Linked DNA regions of Homo sapiens: region 1 is linked to region 2. A link is a contact called in ENCODE Hi-C or POLR2A ChIA-PET data. All regions are on one chromosome and are shown on one strand. The core of a region is the stretch at or near the end of the contact, and the rest is flanking DNA. Distances in the headings are between cores, read along the strand shown.

Evidence for each region. A loop is a pair of places that touch in the nucleus more often than their neighbours do. ChIA-PET counts read pairs that join two places held with the same protein, here RNA polymerase II (POLR2A). Pooled maps may share reads with other maps.
Region 1: a pooled map shows a loop between it and region 2 (6-fold over the local background). The contact joins the enhancer-like site here to the promoter of LINC02026 in region 2. A Hi-C loop is called at or near these places in 5 of 168 maps with a recorded cell type or tissue (Caco-2, Calu3, heart right ventricle and 1 more) and 5 of 50 pooled maps. POLR2A ChIA-PET finds 5 or more read pairs at or near these places in 6 of 52 experiments (A549, K562, MCF 10A and 3 more).

The regions. Positions count from the first base shown.
Region 1 is chr3:193,815,398-193,818,335 of GRCh38, reverse strand. No RefSeq gene overlaps it. Among named protein-coding and RNA genes, the nearest start is that of LINC02038, 27 kb to the left of the region's middle. RefSeq lists an enhancer at 2,333-2,938. Within about 2 kb of position 1,520, at least 16 of the 41 ENCODE cell types and tissues checked have a DNase peak (open chromatin) inside an H3K27ac peak, as active enhancers do; they include PC-9, heart right ventricle and stomach, where a contact is called at or near this core.
Region 2 is chr3:194,002,276-194,005,114 of GRCh38, reverse strand. It overlaps LINC02026 (long intergenic non-protein coding RNA 2026), which reads left to right and starts at 1,456. Exons shown (of 3, transcript NR_033944.1): 1 at 1,456-1,530. RefSeq lists an enhancer at 882-1,397 and a silencer at 1,761-1,930.

The sequences.
Region 1 (2,938 bases), core at 271-2,770, 190 kb after region 2:
CTACAGGTGCCTGCCACCACGCCCGGCTCATTTTTTGTATTTTTACTACAGACGGGGTTTCACCTTGTTAGCCAGGATGGTCTCGATATCCTTATCTCGTGATCCGCCCACCTTGGCCTCCCAAAGTGCTGGGATTACAGGCATGAGCCACTGCGCTCGGCCGGCATGTGGATATTTCAACCCAACCCAACACTACTGTTGGGCGAAGGCCTCAGGTGTCCAGGGAACAGAAGCCTTTGCAAGCTGGAGGGTGCAGGCCCCACACATTCTGCACCACCATCGGGGGTTCTCTTGTTCAGTGGTTTTACAATCTTGTTTTGTAGCCCAGTTCTGGCAATGCTGCCCAGACCATTCTCCTCTCAGGACTTCTCCTACAGTCCACCCAGAAGCAGAGCCCCACAGGATGATGACAGGTGCTTCTGACTTTGGCTTATGAACTCAGCCAATATTGTCCAAGATAAACTCTGATCTAAACAACAACAACAAAAAAAACTCAAAGTATAAAATGTGTGTCTCTACAAGCAACACCACTGTTAGAATGTCAGGGCTGAGAGACCTCATTTATTGGAACAGGCCTTCACCTGTGATCAATCACCAACAGCAGGCAGAATAGCAACGTGTTAAAGAGCTCACGTTTTGGCACCAGGCTGCCTGACTTTGAATCTTCGCAGCTGTGTGATCTTGGATTAAATGTTAACATATCTTTTCTTGGTTTCCTCATCTATAAAATAGAAATAATCATAATGCTTGCTTCATAAGGTTATTCTGAGGGTTAAATAGAACCATTAATCTACCCTGCTTAGGAGAATGCCTGGCACCCAGGACCCGCTCAGTAAATGTAGCTATTGGAATCATCGAATCCGCTGCTAGCATGGACTCTCAATGAGGGGAAGCACGAGGGGCTCGTGGGAGCTACAGCCTGGAGGAAGCTGGGGGTCAGGGAAGGCTTCAGGGGTAACTTGAAGTCTAGGAAGAACAGGCAACCTCCTGGGCTCCACATTCTACCTCTTATTTGTTCTGCTTATTATTCTTATTTGTTCTGCTGGAGTCCACGCTCGCATGTGGACACACACACATGCAACACGTCAGCAGATTTGCAGCTGTCAGGGACAGAACATGGGAACAACTGCCAGCAGCTGAGATCCCAGCCCCAGCGCGCTCACTCTGGCTGCTCCAGCTGTGAGGGCGGAGGAAGACTGGAGCCAAAAGTCAGCCTCCCCCACCCCTGAGAAAATCTCCCCAGATTAGGCAGCTGCCTGCTCTCCCTCCTCCTCCCCCTAGGCTCTCAGCTGGAGGATGGGAAGATGGATAGGGAGGCGAGGAGCCTGAGGCCAGGAAATTGGGTCTCTTTATTCCCATCTTCCTGGAGAGTGAGCAGGAGACCCCCGCCCCAGGATCCCAGAGTCTAGCCTTGCCTACAGCTGTTCTGCTTTTGCAGCCAGGCATCTGTCCGGCTCCATTGTCCCTGGATGTGGGTGAGGAGTGGGAGGAGTCAAGAGCTGCCGTCCAACTCTAACAGTGCTTCTCAGCCGCGGCTGCACTTCGGAGTCACTGGGGAGCTTTGGCTTGGGCCACGCCTCAGAAGAACTGAAGCAGAATCTCTGGGGGTAGGGCCTGGGCTCTGGTATTTTTTGGTAAAACTTCCTGGGTCATTGTACTGAGTACCTAGGGTTGAGAAAGATGGACAGATAAGGAAAACTAGCTTGCAGGAGTCATAAACCACAGACCTTCAGATCCGAATGGAACTTTGGAAACTGTCGGCCCAACACCCTTTTCTTTTCTTTTCGTTTCTTTTCTTTTCTTTTTTCTTTTTTTTTTTTTTTTTTTTTTCTGAGACAGAGTTTGCTCTTGTTGCCCAGGCTGGAGTGCAATGGCACTATCTCGGCTCACCACACCTCTGCCTCCTGGGTTCAAGCGATTCTCCTGCCTCAGCCTCCCAAGTAGCTGGGATTACAGGCATGCACCACCACGCCCAGCTAATTTTGTATTTTTAGTAGAGATGGAGTTTCTCCATCTTGGTCAGGCTGGTCTCGAACTCCAGACCTCAGGTGATCCACCCGCCTCGGTCTCCCAAAGATTACAGGCGTGAGCCACACAGCCCGGCCACCAACACCCTTATTTTCTAGACGGGAAAATATAAGGCCTGGGGAGGAAACATGATAAGCCTAAGCTGAGTGAGCTGTGGCAGAGCAGAGAGAGAACCCACGCGTCCTGATTCCAAGTCCAGTGTTATTTTCATGATGTGTATCACGACACATTTTAGAACTGCCCCTTGAACACTTATGCCTTGAAGGATAGTGCTTTAATAGTTGCTACCAAGAGTACAAAAATGACATGGCACCTGACATCAAAGAGCTGGACAGAGCAGCAGACATGAGCCACTGAATGTCATCACCTGGCCTTGGGCAGACAAGGGATTGCTAGATGAAGGCCCACGCTTGCCACCTCATTCTCCCCACCTACCCAGCTGTGGAACTTAACACTTACGGCTGCTACCAGTACAGCAATCTCACGCCTAGGCCTGTGCTAGAGGAGTCCAGCACTTTCTAGGACCATGCCCATGCCCATGGGCAAGGAGCCCAACAAGTCAAGGGCATACGGCTACCAGGAGCCTGCATTCCTCAGTCTAGTCCTTACCCTGAGCATCTGGAATTCCCTGTCAAAACACCACTAGCCAGGTCTGGGGCCTACATGGGTCTTTCCTCAGATTTGTTCTCCCAAGTATGGATTGTACAGCCAGCGTGTGTACCCCTAGGCCCAGGATATGCTGCCAGTGCGTGCACCTCAAAGCCTAGGGACCACCAAGGGATATATAACCAGCATGTGCACCCACCCCTAAGCCCGGGGGCCACCGAGGGATACACAGCCAGTGTGTGCACCCCTAGGTCCAGGGGCAACACAGGATATTTGCATTCAAGGGATTTGGAAGAGGACCTGG
Region 2 (2,839 bases), core at 207-2,706:
CATTGCGACCTCCGCCTCACCGGTTCAAGCAATTCTCCTGCCTCAGCCTCCCGAGTAGCTGGGATTATAGGCGCCCGCCACTACACCCAGCTAATTTTTGTATTTTTAGTAGAGACATGGTTTCACCATGTTAGCCAGGCTGGTCTAGAACTCATGACCTCGTGATCCACCCGCCTCCGCCTCCCAAAGTGCTGGGATTACAGGCGTGAGCCACGGTGCCTGGCTGCCATTGTTCATTTCTATTTCATGAGTGATCGGCTCTTGTTGGCCATGGCTGGAGGAGTCAGCTCCCAAAATCCACACTCTCTAGGAGTGCTGAACCATAAATAATCTATCAGGACTCCTAGATTCCACTCTCTAGAGCTGCAACCAGAAGTTCCTTCCTTCCCGGCCCTGCTTCCCACTAAAGGAAACATTTGACTTTTGGGGATGAGATGTTTCAAGCCAGCCAATCCTTCTCACAGGAAGCAGAACCCCAGCCACCATGGAGCTTATCCTTGGGGCGCAGAGAAACACTGACCTAATGCTGTAATCAAGTACTGGATTTTATTTTTAAATCTTTTTACCTCACAAGCTGACTTTATTCTGGCTAGAGGGCTCCTGAACCTCTGTAAACTCCCCAGGAGGTAATTTCCAGTGCTAATCTCGCTAACGAGGTGTCAGTTACAGAAATGGCCCACGCCCTGGTTTCTTCTAAGTGGACATTACAGTGTTTCTTCAGAGGGGCCTGTGCTGGGACACCTCGGAAATGGAAGAATTTATAGCAAGGATGTTATTTCTCACTAAGTGAGCAGAAGAGCTGGAAGATCTCTTTAGAGATCATTAGAAGGATGGGGAAACTGAGGCTCAGAGAAGGGCAGTGGCTGCCCGAGGCCACAGAGCTGAGTGGCAGCAGGGTTGGGTTAGAGACTGGACCTTGTGGCGGAGCTGGCCTGCTTTGGGCTGTTCCACACACCACTGACTTTCTAGATTGTTTCATGTTCATGGAATCATCCTCAAACTCTACTCCCCAAAATTGTACCATAGATTAACTTCGGGCACCCCCCAAGTCAAAACTTCAACAGCTAAGGGACACGGATCATGCGGCCTGCTGAACACGCCATCAAGTGGGGCAAAGTCTTCTTTCTTTGTGATCAGGGTATGCACTCTCCCTTGGCCTCTGAATAAGCTGTACCCAGGGTTCCTCGATGACTCAGCTGCAGCAGGCTATCCACCACACATGTCCGTGGCCACCACGGCGGGAACCGGGCTCACCATCACTTACCACTAGAGATGTCAAACCACCCCCCTCCTAACCCAGGCCCCACTGCGGCCTCCCTGCCCTGCTCCAGCCTCGGTCTGTTGTGCAAGAGCCAGAGGGGACTTACGATCACGGAGCCACACGCCCAGGCCCAACCCAGGCCCAGGAGCTCCACCCTAGGGAAACGCCTAAGTCAGAACAGAGCACTCCTAACCCCCCGGGGCAAGGAGGGGAGGCCAGGCAGCCGGAAGGAAACTCCTGAGCTTTTTACGGAATGCACAAGACAAAAGGTGAGGGTCTCCACGTAGGGAAAGAACGCATTATTATTTACGGCCTTGGTCTGGAGAGGAGAACATGCTGCTCTTTGCAGCCCGGCGTGTGATTCATTTCCCCCGGGAGCTGCAGGGCCGAGGCAGGGCGTGCGCTCCGGCAGCCTCCAGACAGCCGCGCACTCCCGCCCGCTCGTTTATTTATGGTGCTTTATCAGCGGCTGTGCACCGCGGCGATAAAGTTTATGAAAAGAGGCGGCGTCTCCGGCCGGCGGGCTGGGCCCGGCGCTCCTTTCCCACACTGATTAGGATCAGCCAGGGCTTTGGAAGCTGCAGTTAAGGATCTCGGGTGCCCGGAGCCTCGGCTCCCCCTTCCTGCCCCGCCCGCGGGCTGGCCGGCTGCTGGCCCGCGTGGGAGGCGAGGTCAGGGCTGCGGCCGCGGCCCTTCCCCTGGGAGCGGGAGGGAGGAGGGAGGAGGAGGAGAGAAGCCGCCCTGCGGGGGAGGGAGCTCCAAGGCCCCGGGAAGTGGGACAGCCAGAGAAAAATACCGTCCAAATATAAATGGGCAAGTCCCCACGTTAAGAGATGAACGAGAATTTTTTATTTTTTGAGACAGAGTCTCGCTCTGTTGTCCGGGTTGGAGTGCAGTGGTGAGATCTTGGCTCACTGCAACCTCCGCCTCCGGGGTTCAAGGGATTCTCCAGCGTCAGCCTCCCGAGTAGCTGGGATTACAAGCGCCTGCCACCAGGCCTGGCTAATTTTTGTATTTTTAGTAGAGATGGGGTTTCACCATGTTGGTCAGGCTGGTCTCGAACTCCTGACCTCAGGTGATCCACCCAACTCGGCCTCCCAAAGTGCTGAGATTACAGGCGGAACAGGAATTTAATAGGAATTTTTCTCCTCTGAAGGCGGTGCACCGTCTCCTCTCCCCCATTTACTTTCCTACATTCCTTTCTCCTTTCCCGTCATTTCACCTGCATTTACTGTGTCTTTGCATTAAGGCTTGATTCATTTTGTCCCTTTTCATAGCCATGTTTTGTTCAGTCCTTCAGAAGATAGAAATTGAACACCTGACTTGTGGACAGCACCTCTAAACACTGCAGAGAGAGATTCAGAGATGAATAGCCCTGGCCCTTAGGGTTCTTGCGGTCACAAGCACCGTCCAGTAAGAGCAGCCCATGGTTATGAGTAACAAGAGCAGACACTACGGCAGGCACTTGGTTTAGGGACATTGCCTTGTTTCATCCTCACGGTGACTTCAGGAGGACAGTGCCATCGTTACGCCGTTTAACAGATGGTAAAACTGAGGCCCAGAGAGGGGAGTGCCTTG